Regions from separate parts of the Homo sapiens genome. Here regions 1, 2, 3 and 5 are each linked to region 4. The links are chromatin contacts, found by Hi-C or POLR2A ChIA-PET in ENCODE. All regions are on one chromosome and are shown on one strand. The core of a region is the stretch at or near the end of the contact, and the rest is flanking DNA. Distances in the headings are between cores, read along the strand shown.

Region 1 (2,700 bases), core at 165-2,664, 780 kb before region 4:
TTATTTCAAATATCCATCAAAATATTACACAAAAATTGTAGCATAGTCTTAGAGGAAGATTTGTGACTTTAAATACTGACGACATTTCAACAAAGAAGGTACACAGTGATCAATACACTCATGAAAGGGTGTTCAACTCACCCGTCACAAGGAAATGCAAACTAACGCCTCACTGAGATCTGCCAAACTTCTGGTGCCGACTGTGACCTGGCCGCGCCTGCGGGGGGCAGAGGAGAGAAGGAGACTGGGGGTGAGGTCCACGTGTCCCAGGCAGGGGGACAGAGGCCAGAAGAAAGTGGCTGCGGGTGAGATCCACATGTCCCAGCCAGGGACGGAGAGGAGGGAGAACCGGACAGCAGCATCTGCTTCCAGCCACGTCACGTGTTTGGAGAGGCGGTGTCACCTCAGTGTGAGGAATGGCCACTCAGGACACGTCTGGACTTCCTCCCAGCCACCTCTCACCAGGGATCAGAATCCCGGCCCCGGGGACCCTCGACCCATAAACATCTTGGGCCTACAGCACCACCAAGCACGCCACAGCCTTGGCCTGGGGCTGCTTCAGAGACACCGCACGGAGGGCTTCTCACTTCCCCAGCCAGGAGCCACCCACGCTGCACCCGGGGAGGCCCCAGTTGCATCTGTCCCACCTTTCAGACCGAGCCAGCCAGAGGCGCCCAGAAAGACTATGCCAGGCCTCAGCTGTGTTGAAACCCAGGTTGGGGACAGTGGCAGGACCTGTGCCAGCGTCTGCCCTTGCTCCTGGCTGGATTCAGTTACTTGGCTGGGCCCCAGTGAAGGCGCAGAGGGCACCACCACCTGCACAGGAAGGGAAGGAAGCCCACAGCAGAGCCAGCACACGTGTGGCCACGCCCCGGCCCAGCCCCCCCTCACACGTGGCCACACCCCCTGCCCAGCCCCCTTACATGTGGCCACACCTCCGATCAGCCCCCTTCCACACGTGGTCACGCCCCCTGTTCAGCCTCCTCGCACATGACCACGCCCCCGTCCAGCCCCCGCACACAGGGCCACTCCTCTAGCCCAGCCCCTCACACGCGTGACCACGCCCCTTAGTCTCCTCGCTCGTGGCCACGCCCCCTGCACGGCCCCCTCGCGCGTGGCCACACCCCTGTCCAGCCACACACACACACACACACACACACACACACACACACACACACACACGCTGGGCCACGCCCCTACCCAGCCCCCTCACACGTATGGGCACGCCCCTGCTCAGCGCCCTCACACGCATGGCCACCCCCCGTCCAGCCCCTTAACGCGTGCTGCCCCGTGCCCACCTACAGCGGCCTCCTCCGCACCAGGGCTGACCCAGTGTGGGGTCCAGGTGGGCTCTGGTAGGCCCCCGGGCAGAGCTGTGCCCCGCGTCACTGAGGATGCACAGAGAAAAAGGAAGGGGCGGAGGAAGCGGAAACCCGAGCAGCGCTGCCTGGGCGTGGCAAGCCCGCTAGTTTTCCCGCCCGCTCATCTGCTTTCCCTCCCTCCATAATAAGTGTGGCACCTGGAGTGTGTGACTTTCATGATTTTCTTTTAGGAGAAACATAACGCAGTCCTCTGTCCCGCCCCTCCTGCAGGGAATGGTCATGGGGGCGTAGTTAACCCCATGCGTGCGGAGGTACACCTTGGAGCCCAGCGCCGACACAGGTCAGGAGAGTGTTAGCCACTGCTGAATGACTCCTGTTGTGTGCAAAATTGTTTTGACTTTTAAAGACTACACACAACCCATTCTGCCATTATTTAGGGTGAATTATACTGCTGGGTCACAAGAAGAAGACGTGGCTCCTCTTGATGCTGAGGGAGGCCTGGAAGTCATTGCTGGGAGCTTGGGAAGAGGGCTCCCCGAGGCAGAGCCTCCCAGGGGACAGAGGCGGCCCAGCGATGACCTGGGAGGTGAGCACAGGTGTGCGGGGCCCCTCGGGGCCCACCATAAGGCCCCACAGCAGGCCCTAACCTCCCCCATGTGTCCTAAGGCAGTTCCATTTGCATTGGCAATGGTCATTTCACTACTTCTGACCTGGAAGCGAGGTATATGTTTGGAGGTGACACGAGGCTCCCAAAGGGGTGCTATAGGGCGCCTTTTCTTATTTTATAAAACTTACATCGAAATGAGCCGCACCCTGAGGGGCAGCCCACCTGCTCACCCCTGGAGGGACTCTCCCAGGGCTGAGGGTCTTCCCCAGATGCTTCACCCGGGCTCCTCCAAGTGTGGGGTGGCCTTCAGTCTGCTGCGAAGAGGATGTGGGGTGTCTGGCAGCCACTCTGCTCTGGATTTGCGGGAACCTCTGCTGCCTCCCTGGTGCCCCTTGATTGGCGCTGGGTCTAGGAACCCCCTCTGGGTTGGAACTGGACTTGAAAAGGTCATTTTCTGCCTGCACCCACCAAGGCCACCTGGGGCTGTGGAGCCAGGAAACCCCTGTCACTCTCCTCAGATGCTGGCCCGAGGGCACCCTCAGTCTCCCTGAGTCCAAATCACCTTTTCTTCCCAAATGACCCAGCAGCCTAGGCCAGCCCCAGCTGGAAAGACTGCTCCCCTCTCTCCTCCGCTCTGCTCCCCTGCCCTCTCTTCCCCTCCCCTCCCTTCCTTTCTTCTGCTGGCGGAAGTCCTGTGCCAATCCCACATCCACATCCGTCACTGCACTCCTGGATCACACCTGGACAGACACAGAACTAGTCCTGGGAGTG
Region 2 (2,700 bases), core at 9-2,508, 630 kb before region 4:
GGGAGGCTGAGGCAGGCAAATCGCTTGAACCCGGGAGGCAGAGGTGGCAGTGAGCCGACGTCGCGCCACTGCACTCCGGCCTGGCGACAGAGTGAAACTCCGTGACTGCACTCCAGCCTGGCGACAGAGTGAGACTCCGTCTTAAAAAAAAGAAAAAACAAAACAACAACAACAACAAAACTTGGGTTGTTCTAAGCGACTCGTTCGTGGTCATTCATTCCAGCAGCCTGTGGCGGTGCACACGCCCCTCTCAGCGCAGCCAGGGGCTGGCACCCCCATCCAGGTTGTTCTCAGCCCGCTTTGAAGCCTCCACGGGAAGGCGCAGCGGAGCAGGGACGCGGAAACGCCGCAGCTTCCCAAGCCTCACCCACCTCGCAGCGTCCGCAACCAGTCCACGTTGGGAGCCTGCAGCGCTTCCGGGTCCGTGACGACCCCGCCGGGCACGATGCGCTCAAAGGCGGCCAGGTCCTGCTTAGACACCGTGGAGAACGGCAAGCGCCGCACGGGGTAGCGCTCCCGGGTCAGCGGCACCTCGGGGGTCCCCGGGGCGGAGCAGCAGCCTCTGCGGGCCAGGGGGCCAACCGGCCGACCCCAAGAACCCGCGGCTCCCGGAGCACCCCGCAACAGCCACGCGGGCCACGCCAGAGGCCGACGGGGCAGCATCGCCGCCGGGACGGAGACCTCGGGCTCCTCCTTGGTGGGGGGCCGGTACTCAGGGCCCGGAGGGGAAGGGCAGGGAGCCGCTGGCTGCGCGCCTGGAAGTGGCCAAGGGTAATTTCATGTTTTATGCACGTTGTACAAATTGAAACACGCTTGCAGAAGCAGGGAGGGGGCAGGAGGGCAGCGAAGGGAAGGCTCCGAGCACCCGGGCCCTCCCCCTGCCCGGGCCGCAACCCCGCGAGCGCGCGAAGCCCCACGCAGCAGGCCTGGACTTAGCGACGCGCAGGCTCGGGGCGGCCTCGCCGGGACCTTGCCCAGGACCCCGTTCCTCCGAGCTCGCCCCCCGAGGGGATCCCGCGGACGCGCGCGCGTGTTCCACGCGGTCACGTGACGAGCTGCAGCGCCGTCCCCCTCCCCCCACAGGCACCGACTGGCTGACGGCGCCCGAGATCGCGCCCCGCCACCCCGACCCGCGGCTGAACCGCAGACCGGGACCCTCAGCCCAGCGCTCCGCGCGGCCGCGCGCACGCACCCACGATCACGTCCCGAGCTCCAACCCGCAGCGCCCGCCGCAGGCCCAGAGCCGCCGAGCCGGAGTGGGCGGGGCGACGCCGCGCCTGCGCATTGACGGCTCCGCCCAGCGGCCGAAGCCCCGCCCCGCGCGCCTAACGGGCCCCGCCCCGCCTGCCCTCCAGGCCCAGCCCTGCGCGCCTACAGTCCCCGCCCCGCCGTCCAAGCCCCGCCCCGACTGGCACCGGAGGCTCGACGGCCACCGCCTCGTCCTGCGTTTCCTGAGGGCCTCCGGCGCGCCGGCTGTCGGGCGCATCCCTCCAGGTAGAGAAGGGACTAGGCTGAGCGCAGCCCAAGACGCCCAAGCAGCAGCTGGAGGGTTCTCCAGAACGAGGCCCGGGACGTGGGCTCGGCCGAGGGACCTGGGGGCCGGCCCGCTCCTCCGAGGCCGAGCCCAGGGGGCGCCCCTTTCCCCAGCGGCCTCCCCAGCTCCTGCACGGACCACCCCTCCTGGGTCCCCAGCCTTAGCTTAGGGGGCAGCTGCCTCCTGCAGGTGTTTTCTTGCCTCCCTGTCCCTTCTGCCTGTTCAGCCCTCCGTGCCCTCAAACCCTTTGCACACCTGGGGAGCTCCTGCCCTCCTGACGCAGTAACTGCTGTCCCGAGGAGCCTCCCGGCCTGGGATCCCCTGCCTGAGGCATCGCCAGCACTTGTTTTGTGTTTTTTTGAGACAGGGTCTAGCTCTGTTGCCCAGGCTGGAGTTCTGGGGTTGATCTCAGCTCACTGCAACCTCTGCCTCCCGAGCTCAAACCATCCTCCCACCTCGGCCACCCAAGTAGCTGGGACTACGGGCGTGCACCACCACACCCGGCTAATTTTTTGTTGTTGTTGTATTTTTGTAGAGATGAGGTCTCATGTGCTGCCCAGGCTGGTCTCGAACTCCTGGACTCAAGCGATCCGCCCGCGTCGGCCTCCCAAAGCACTTGTTACTTCAGCTCACCCAATTCCATAGAACCCTAGCGGGTGCAGAGGATGCCAATCTCTGAGCAGATGAGGGCAGAGAGCAGGAGACCACACTTGGCCCGAGGCAGGACTGCGGAGCTGTGCAAGAGGTGGAGGCTACGCCCGTGACAGCAGATGGGTCCTGGTAGTCACACAGAAAACCGGCGAGCTGGATTTGTCCTGGTGATGAGGCTCTGGAGCAGCAGTTGCAAGGAGTCATTCCTGTCCTCCTTAACCACATCCCCAGAGGCCACTCACCTTCTTCCCAGGTGAATCATTCATACAACCCTGGAAAGGAGACATCCACCTGGCCCTTCCTACCTGGCTGGCCCTTGCTCTGCAGATGAGTGTGGGAGTTTGCCCATTGTCAAGGGTAACTGTTGCAATTACACATTCAGGAACTGGAAAGACGACCACAGATGAGGTCTGTGGACCCCCTTACCACCTGACCTCCACACGCCCTCCCTTTGACTAGCAGGCCAGTGGCATCTTGGACCCCTGGGATTAGGAATGATTCAAAACCCATAAAGA
Region 3 (2,734 bases), core at 193-2,692, 760 kb before region 4:
GGGGCAGCTTAGCCACTTATCCACTGCCTGGGCGAGGCACAGGGCTATGGAGGCACCTACCAACCAACAGTTCTCCAGCCCCAGAGCCCCAGCCCCTGAGGCACAAGGGTGGGTGTGCCAGGAGACAGTTGCTGCGGGCCACCTTAGCTGTCTGGCAGCACAGTGGGTGCTGCCAGGCTCCCTGGGGGCCCCCCGCCAAGCCCACCTGGCCAGCTGGGCCCCCCCCACCTCCCCACCAAGCCACCCACACAGCCTCACATCTCTGAGACCCGGGAGTGGCCCTTTGTTCATAAACGAGAGCTTCCTCGCCGTGGCCGCGCCTCGCAGACATCATCTTTGATGCTCTTTTTCCACTGTTTCGGTGCTTTAATGTTTTCCCTTCAGAGCCGGGCCGAGTGTCTCTCGGAGCCAGGCAGCCGCGCCAGCTGTCAGGCGGTTTCTAGCCTCGCTTCGGTTATTTTAAGCTGATGAGCCTGACGCATCTCATCACTAATATCAGCAGTTTCATTTCTCCTGTTTTCCATTCGCTGTAATAAAATGCTCAGCACAGAATACAAGGAGATAAGCAAGCCATTTCACAAACGCCGGGCCGCCAGCCAGGCCCAGGCACTGGACCCCCTGAACCACCCCACCCTGGCACGAGTGGGCTGGAGGGCAGGGCCCCGGGGAAGAAGGTCAAGGCTGGAAGGGGAGGTCAGCCTCACAGCCAGCCCCTGCCACCGCCCCAGCCCCCCCGTCAGGCTGTTGCAGGCATCACACGGTGGAAAGATCTGGAACTGTGGCCATGGTGTGAGGCCATCCACAAGGTGGAAGCTTTGAGGGGGAGCCGATTAGCCATGGACAGTTGTCATTCAGTAGGGTCACCTGTGCCCCAGCGAAGGGGGATGGGCCGGGAAGGCAGAGGCCAGGCACCTGCCCCCAGCAGGGGCAGAGGCTGTGGGCAGCCGGGAGGCTCCCAGAGGCTCCGACAGAATGGGAGTGGGGTTGAGCCCACCCCTCACTGCAGCCCAGGAACCTGAGCCCAGAGGGGGCCACCCACCTTCCCCAGGCAGGGAGGCCCGGCCCCCAGGGAGATGGGGGGGATGGGGGAGGAGAAGGGCCTGCCCCCACCCGGCAGCCTCAGGAGGGGCAGCTCGGGCGGGATATGGAAAGAGGCCACAGCAGTGAGCAGAGACACAGAGGAGGAAGGGGCCCTGAGCTGGGGAGACCCCCACGGGGTAGGGCGTGGGGGCCACGGGCCCACCTCCTCCCCATCTCCTCTGTCTCCCTGTCTCTGTCTCTCTCTCCCTCCCCCACCCTCTCCCCAGTCCTACCCCCTCCTCACCCCTCCTCCCCCAGCACTGCCTCTGTCACTCTCGCCCACGTGGATGTGGAGGAAGAGGGGGCGGGAGCAAGGGGCGGGCACCCTCCCTTCAACCTGACCTGGGACAGTTTCCCTTCCGCTCACCTCCGCCTGAGCAGTGGAGAAGGCGGCACTCTGGTGGGGCTGCTCCAGGCATGCAGATCCCACAGGCGCCCTGGCCAGTCGTCTGGGCGGTGCTACAACTGGGCTGGCGGCCAGGATGGTTCTTAGGTAGGTGGGGTCGGCGGTCAGGTGTCCCAGAGCCAGGGGTCTGGAGGGACCTTCCACCCTCAGTCCCTGGCAGGTCGGGGGGTGCTGAGGCGGGCCTGGCCCTGGCAGCCCAGGGGTCCCGGAGCGAGGGGTCTGGAGGGACCTTTCACTCTCAGTCCCTGGCAGGTCGGGGGGTGCTGTGGCAGGCCCAGCCTTGGCCCCCAGCTCTGCCCCTTACCCTGAGCTGTGTGGCTTTGGGCAGCTCGAACTCCTGGGTTCCTCTCTGGGCCCCAACTCCTCCCCTGGCCCAAGTCCCCTCTTTGCTCCTGGGCAGGCAGGACCTCTGTCCCCTCTCAGCCGGTCCTTGGGGCTGCGTGTTTCTGTAGAATGACGGGTCAGGCTGGCCAGAACCCCAAACCTTGGCCGTGGGGAGTCTGCGTGGCGGCTCTGCCTTGCCCAGGCATCCTTGGTCCTCACTCGAGTTTTCCTAAGGATGGGATGAGCCCCATGTGGGACTAACCTTGGCTTTACGACGTCAAAGTTTAGATGAGCTGGTGATATTTTTCTCATTATATCCAAAGTGTACCTGTTCGAGTGAGGACAGTTCTTCTGTCTCCAGGATCCCTCCTGGGTGGGGATTGTGCCCGCCTGGGTCTCTGCCCAGATTCCAGGGCTCTCCCCGAGCCCTGTTCAGACCATCCGTGGGGGAGGCCTTGGCCTCACTCTCCCGGATCGAGGAGAGAGGGAGCCTCTTCCTGGGCTGCCCGTGACCCTGGGCCCTCTGTGTACACTGTGACCACAGCCCGCTCCTGGACCCTCTGTGCCCGGCTGGCCCTCTGTGCCCAGCCAGCCTGCACCTGGGGATGCCAAGGCCTGGGGAGGGTGGTTTCACCCAGGCCAAGCCTAAGACAGTCCCTCTGGGCCCTGCTGGGTACCGGGGTGTGACACCACTGGGAGGACAAGATGAGGGGCACCCCTGGGGCCGCCCTGACACCCCCTCGAGGCTCCTGCCCCGGGGGTCCTGGTGCCCCTTCACTGTGGCAGGCGACTGGGGGTTCCCCACCTCGGCCCCTCTCCCGGGGCCTGCTCCCCGGCACCTGAGGCAGCATCCTTGTCAGGGCCGTGCCTTCCTGCCTCAGCGCCACCTCTTAAGGTTGGCCCGTGGGTCACTCAGGACTCAGA
Region 4 (2,705 bases), core at 206-2,705:
TTTGGTGTAGCATTAACACAATTTATTGTGAGATGTTGACAGTTGAGTATTTTGAGAAGAAAATTACATTATAAAAAACAACAAAGGCAACCAATTTTTTTTTTCCTTTTGTTTTTTGAGACAAGGTCTTGCTCTGTTACGCAGGCTGGAGTGCAGTGGTGCAATCATGGCTCACTGCAGCCTCAACCTCCTGGACTCAAGTGATCCTCCCACTTCAGGCTCCTGAGTAGCTGGGACTACAGGTGCACGCCACTACTCCCGGCTAATTTTTTATTTTTTGTAGAGACAGGATTTTCCTATGTTGCTCAGGTTGGTCTTGAACTCCTGAGCCCAGGCAATCCCCCCCACCTCAGCCTCTCACAGTGCTGGGATTACAGGCGTGGGCCACTGCACTCTGCCAAAGCAACCAATTCTTTAGTTTCTACACGGATTAGAACCTTCCTTTTCTTTGACATAATCCTTTTGTCAAAAGACAGTTTTACATAAATTGTTTGGCACCCCACTCCATGCCTGGCGCAAAGCAGATATGTAAATGTGTGCCCATGCAAGAATCAAATCCTTTATGTCAGTCCAGAATGAAGTAGATAAAACAAGAAATGCTTATAAATTAAGGCTTTGGTGGCAGGATTTAGGCAGCTGAGAAAGCACACCTTTTTATTCTTCACAAGCATCACCTTGTGAAAGATGCCTACGCTCTTAGGTCGAGAGAGGAAATTTAAGAATGAATACACATTGGGCTAAAACTTTACTATATTTCATCCTAAGAGGGAACCAGACCTCGAAGTTGGGAAGGCTCTTGCTTATAAAGGGAAATGTGCCGTAATTCCTGTCATTTTACTTGGGTCTTTTAAAAACGGCAAATTCTCATCTTCCACTGGCTGAGAGTAAAAAGAAAGAAAAGCGGTAAAGACTTCTTTTTGTGCGTAGGTGGCCCCGGTGTTCACGCTGAATACAGATTTTTACACAATAAAATCTTAAATATCTCTACATGGAACGGAATCCATTTTTCCTGCCTCGGGAAGGATTTCTGCGCTCTCGGGTGAAGTTCCCGAAGCAAGGAACCAGTTCCCCTCTACCTGTACTCTTGAGAGGAATTCTCAGGTCATCTGAAACACAAGTATGGGCCAGGACGACCCATTCGTTCACGCGGCCCAGAGCTCTGCGAAACGGGACACGGCAGTGCAACGGGAACAACCGGACACCGAGGCCCCCGAAGGCTGAGGCCGCGGCAGAGGCGGCGGCACGGTGACGGGCGCGACTCCGGCCTTCCGGCTTTCTAAGGGGCGGCCCCGGGACACCTGAGCCCCGCGGGGCCGTGAACGCTCAGCACAGCTCCGGGCCGGAATCACGATCCACCACACCGCGCTGGCGCTGGGAACGGCGTCGGTGACGGACCGGGGGCCGGAAGTGAAGGACGGGGGAGGACCGCTGCTTCCGGCGCCGTAACTGCTGCCATCTTCTCCGCGCTATGGCTGCGTTCGGCCGTCAGGTAAGCTCGAGCTGGGCGCGCGGGCTTCTCCGGGTCGCAGGCGGGCGGGCAGCGACGCAGAGGAACCGCGGCCGCCGAGTGTTTCACGGCCAGGTCGTGGAGCCCTCCCGGAGGTCCGTGCACGCTGACCTGGTTTTGGCATCCTGGACCCGTGGCTCTGCTCAATTATTGTGGGATATAGAGTTGACATTTTTTTTTTTTGAGACAAAGTCTCGCTCTGTCTCCAGGCTGGAGTGCAATGGCGCGATCTCGGCTCACTGCAACCTCCGCCTCCCGGGTTCAAGCAATTCTACTGCTTCAGCCTCCCAAGTAGCTGGGATTACAGGCGCCCGCCACCATGCCTGGCTAATTTTTGTATTTTTAGTAGAGACGGGGTTTCACCGTGTTGGCCAGTCTGGTCTGTAACTTCTGGCCTCAGGTGATCCACCCGCCTCGAACTCCCAAAGTGCTGGGATTACAGGCGTGAGCCACCGCGCCCGGCCTGAGTTGACTGTTGAACAAGAGTTTGAACTTCACAAGGAAGATAACATGTACTTTTCATTAAGAGGAAGCGGAATCAGCATAGAGGTCTTTAGGCTTGAGCCCAGTTCCACGGGCCGCGCCCGCTGACCCCAGCGACTGCCAGGTGTTCCTGGCGGAGGGAGCATCTGGACAGGGGAGGCTGGAGAGCAGCCAGAGCTTGGGCTTGGCAGGGTGGCCCCAGGGCGACAATCGATGACGCTGGAGAAGGGGTTGGGACCGATGTGAAGGTTTTAGAGCAGGGGTTCCCCAACCCCCGGTACCGTCCCTTGCCTATTAGGAACCAGGCTGCACAGCAGGAGGTGAGCGGCAAGTGAGCCAGCCAGACTGTATTTACAGCCGCTCCCTTCGCTGGCATTACCGCCTGAGCTCCGCCTCCTGTCAGACCAGCCGCCTTAGATTCTCACTGGAGCGCGAACCCTATTGTGAACTGCGCCTTTGAGGGGTCCAGGTTGCGCTCCTTATGAGAATCTGATGCCCGATGATCTGTCACTGTTTCCCATCAACCCCAGATGGCACCTCCTGGTTGTAGGAAAACAAGCTCAGGGCTCCCAGTGATTCTACATTATGGTGAGTTGTATAATTATTTCATCTTATATTACAACGTGAAAATAACAGAAATAAAGTGCACAACAAATGTAATATGCTTGAATCATCCTGAAACCCCTCACCAGTCTGTGGAAAAATTGTCTTCCAT
Region 5 (2,752 bases), core at 138-2,637, 520 kb after region 4:
CCATCTCAGTCACGAGAGCCCAGAAGTTCCAGCTCTGTTCGAAGACTGGCGGCCATCAGTTGTCTCCGCTAAGACCGCATCCACTTAGGGCAAGGTTGCTCCCTGGGCAGTCTTATTCAGCAGATAAACCATTTCTAAAAATATGAACACAGCACTCGGCCAGGGCATCCCTTGGAGGTGCCATTTCTAGGTGTTACAACTGGAAAGGCAGGTGCACAAAATCCAAAACTGAAATTCTATCACGCTTTGCTTTGTGGGCTCGGCCTAGCCACTTCAGAGGGGCACGAGCGGCCCTCTCTGCGGGAGGAGCAGACACAAACGCTCTTCAGGGCGAAAGCAAACAGGTGGGGCGGGGTTTGGGGCTCTGTTAAAACGCCTCTCGCAGCGCTCTGAGCCTCCTGGATTGGAGCTCTCGCAGGCGGAGGCCACGACCTAGTTTAGCGTCCTTAGGGTAGCGCCGAGTCCTGCTCGTTCTGGGCGGGGGTATGAAGGAGGTACGAAAAGAGGGGGCCGGGCGCCCACTTCTGAGGAGAACAACGGCGGACCCTGCGTTCGGAGCTACCCTGGCCGCCCACCCCGCCCCGCTCCCTGCGAGGAGCGGAGATCTCAGAAACCAGAAACGGCGCCCACCGCACCCCACACGGCCCCACCTGGGGCCGCCTCCACGTGATGTCCTCGCGGAACTGGGCCAGCGGCGTAGACAAGTCGCAGAAGAGCGAGGAGTCCGCGGCGGGGAAGGCGGCGTCCCGGAACAGCTCCCTCGCCGGCGTCGCGCCCCGGCCCGCCCGCATCCTCGGCTCCGCGGGCTCCCATCTGCAGCCGGTTGCCTCGGGGTCGCAGCCCCGGAGAGAAGGCGAGTCAGCCGCCGCCGCCTCCGGCCCGCCCCGCCCGTTCCCCGCCCGGCCCAGCCCTCCAAGCCCGAGGGCCCCGCAGGTGCTGGACCAGGCCAGTACGCCGGCCCGCTAGTCTCCCATTGGTAACCAGGCGGCAGCCAACCGGGCGTGGGGTCTCGGGTCACGTGACAGGCGGCCCAATCGCACTCGCGCGACGGAAAGCGCCACGGACGTCGGAGGCCCAGGGGGCGGGGCTCCCGAGCTCCGCTCTTTCGTGGTCGGGCGGCGGACCGCACTGTATTTTTTCCTTCCGGGGGCGGCGGAGCCCAGGGCTATCCCGGCCTCCGCTCATACCCGGAGGGCCGGCAGGCGTTCAGTCCTCCAGCCGGTGAGGCTCGGGCCGGGGTGTCGGGACCGCCTGAACACGCGGGCTCTGGGAGCTTCAGGGACCAGGGAGCCACCTCGGCCGAGTTGCGTCGCAGACTACAGCTCCCAGCATGCGCCGCCGCTCCCAGCATGCACCTTCCTCCCGAAACGCGTCTCTGCTTCCGGCGCTCTGCTGCGGAGGCCGTGGCCGCGGGTAGTTGGGAGGAACCGAGATTTACGCTTGGTAAGGCAAGTTGCGAGCTGTCCGGCGCCGGTCGAGTTCCTGCCGCCGTCGTCGTCAGGCAGGGGAGAAGGGGGCCTCAACCCCTCTAGTGACAGCTGTTTGCTACCTAATAGGGCTTTTCATCCCACCGGGCCCCAGGGCCTTCGTTAGGAGCCCAGCAGGCTCAACTTCTTGCTGTGGTTCTGGAAAAGGGAGTGACCACCTGGCTCAACACCTCTCTCTGTGATGTGTTTGGGAGTTTTGGGAAATGAGACGGCTCCGAGGGAAGAGCTTGAGGGAGCGGCGTCGCACTCGTTCGACCTTCCCGGGCCTGGGCTTTGTTTCTAGGCATTTTAGGTTGAACGCTCTACATCTTAACTGGGGGCAGGGGAGGTGGCCAGAGCATCCCGCTGAGCGTTTTCCGATTCCCCAGATGGCCAGGCACCTGGTCCTGGTGGCTGGACAGTGACCCCGTGGACGCACATTTACAGCTATAGCCATTCAGTGCCGCGGGGAGGTGAGGATAGTGATCCTGGGACCTGCTCGAGGATTCACCCTTGCCCCAAGAACCTGTTCCATTCCCAGGAATGAAGGCGGTCAGGCAGGGGAGGAGAAGGGGGCCTCAACTCTTCTAGTGACAGCAGTTTGCCACCTAATAGAGCTTTTCAGATTTTGCCTCCTCAGGCCATTTTACTCAGCCTCGGACTATCAAGGATGGTCACATTGAAGCTGTTTTTCTGCAGTCAGGAGCGAAAAGTCCCGGCTGTTGAAGGAGAAACTGAATCTGGTTCAGGAGTCCCAGGTTCCTCCCTCTGAGAGGCCAGGTGGGGCCTGCGTGAGTAGCAGTTGTTCAGGTGGCAGGACACTGCTGTTTTCATCCCACCTGGCCCCAGGCCCCTGATTAGGGGCCCAGAGTGCTTATGTACTTGCCTCGGTCTGAGAAAGGGAGTGACTGCATAGCCCAACACCTGTGGGATGCCTCACTGCCCAGATGTTTCATCTCCGGGATGCTTCATTGCCCATTCAGCACCCTCTATGGTGCTGACTCTTCCGGAAGATGTTTCTGATTCCTTGCTAGGCTGGTGGTTGCACCATAGCTGAGAGGACTCAAGAAGAGCCTGGTCTCAGCTTCACCTAGGAGTCCCGGAGGAGTAAGAAACACGTATCTTTCCTGTTCTGGGCACATATGGGTGGGTAGCAGAGCTGAGGCTAGCTGAGGATCCCGACTCTCCTTTGGGAGCCTTTGTTGTGCCGCTCTCCCAGGCTGATCAGATCTGGAGAGCTAACAGCTTCCTGTGGCCACATCTGTGTCCAAGGCTGGGCCCATGCC

Evidence for each region. Hi-C counts contacts between places; a loop is a spot of excess contacts on that map. ChIA-PET counts read pairs that join two places held with the same protein, here RNA polymerase II (POLR2A). Pooled maps may share reads with other maps.
Region 1: a map of naive thymus-derived CD4-positive, alpha-beta T cell shows a loop between it and region 4 (4-fold over the local background). The contact joins the promoter of LINC01237 here to the promoter of MTERF4 in region 4. A Hi-C loop is called at or near these places in 1 of 168 maps with a recorded cell type or tissue (naive thymus-derived CD4-positive, alpha-beta T cell), 5 of 37 single-sample maps with no recorded cell type and 8 of 50 pooled maps.
Region 2: a pooled map shows a loop between it and region 4 (5-fold over the local background). The contact joins the promoter of D2HGDH here to the promoter of MTERF4 in region 4. A Hi-C loop is called at or near these places in 1 of 37 single-sample maps with no recorded cell type and 6 of 50 pooled maps. POLR2A ChIA-PET finds 5 or more read pairs at or near these places in 2 of 52 experiments (AG04449 and MCF 10A).
Region 3: a pooled map shows a loop between it and region 4 (4-fold over the local background). The contact joins the promoter of PDCD1 here to the promoter of MTERF4 in region 4. A Hi-C loop is called at or near these places in 5 of 50 pooled maps.
Region 5: a loop to region 4 is called in a map of CD4-positive, alpha-beta T cell, with 2.6 times the contacts of the local background. The contact joins the promoter of CAPN10-DT here to the promoter of MTERF4 in region 4. A Hi-C loop is called at or near these places in 1 of 168 maps with a recorded cell type or tissue (CD4-positive, alpha-beta T cell), 6 of 37 single-sample maps with no recorded cell type and 10 of 50 pooled maps. POLR2A ChIA-PET finds 5 or more read pairs at or near these places in 2 of 52 experiments (MCF 10A and Panc1).

Annotation. Positions count from the first base shown.
Region 1 is chr2:241,880,077-241,882,776 of GRCh38, reverse strand. It overlaps LINC01237 (long intergenic non-protein coding RNA 1237), which reads right to left and starts at 1,414. Exons shown (of 4, transcript NR_110220.1): 1 at 1,299-1,414; 2 at 142-217. It overlaps LOC105373978 (a long non-coding RNA gene), which reads left to right and starts at 1,450. Exons shown (of 3, transcript XR_924077.3): 1 at 1,450-1,662; 2 at 1,760-1,908. RefSeq lists an enhancer at 1,394-1,984.
Region 2 is chr2:241,733,188-241,735,887 of GRCh38, reverse strand. D2HGDH (D-2-hydroxyglutarate dehydrogenase) reads right to left here and starts at 1,258. Exons shown (of 10, transcript NM_152783.5): 1 at 1,193-1,258; 2 at 372-755. The coding sequence starts at 663. RefSeq lists an enhancer at 192-431 and silencers at 472-581, 592-1,641, 1,682-1,731.
Region 3 is chr2:241,857,602-241,860,335 of GRCh38, reverse strand. It overlaps PDCD1 (programmed cell death 1), which reads left to right and starts at 1,442. Exons shown (of 5, transcript NM_005018.3): 1 at 1,442-1,573. The coding sequence starts at 1,498. It overlaps LOC124908032 (a long non-coding RNA gene), which reads right to left and starts at 1,264. Exons shown (of 2, transcript XR_007088436.1): 1 at 259-1,264. RefSeq lists an enhancer at 1,274-2,236.
Region 4 is chr2:241,101,037-241,103,741 of GRCh38, reverse strand. It overlaps MTERF4 (mitochondrial transcription termination factor 4), which reads left to right and starts at 1,455. Exons shown (of 4, transcript NM_182501.4): 1 at 1,455-1,489. The coding sequence starts at 1,469. RefSeq lists enhancers at 1,129-1,668, 1,669-2,208.
Region 5 is chr2:240,584,951-240,587,702 of GRCh38, reverse strand. CAPN10-DT (CAPN10 divergent transcript) reads left to right here and starts at 1,387. Exons shown (of 1, transcript NR_103792.1): 1 at 1,387-2,752. It overlaps CAPN10 (calpain 10), which reads right to left and starts at 969. Exons shown (of 12, transcript NM_023083.4): 1 at 651-969. The coding sequence starts at 791. RefSeq lists a silencer at 703-932 and enhancers at 132-958, 897-1,191, 1,243-1,422, 2,413-2,752.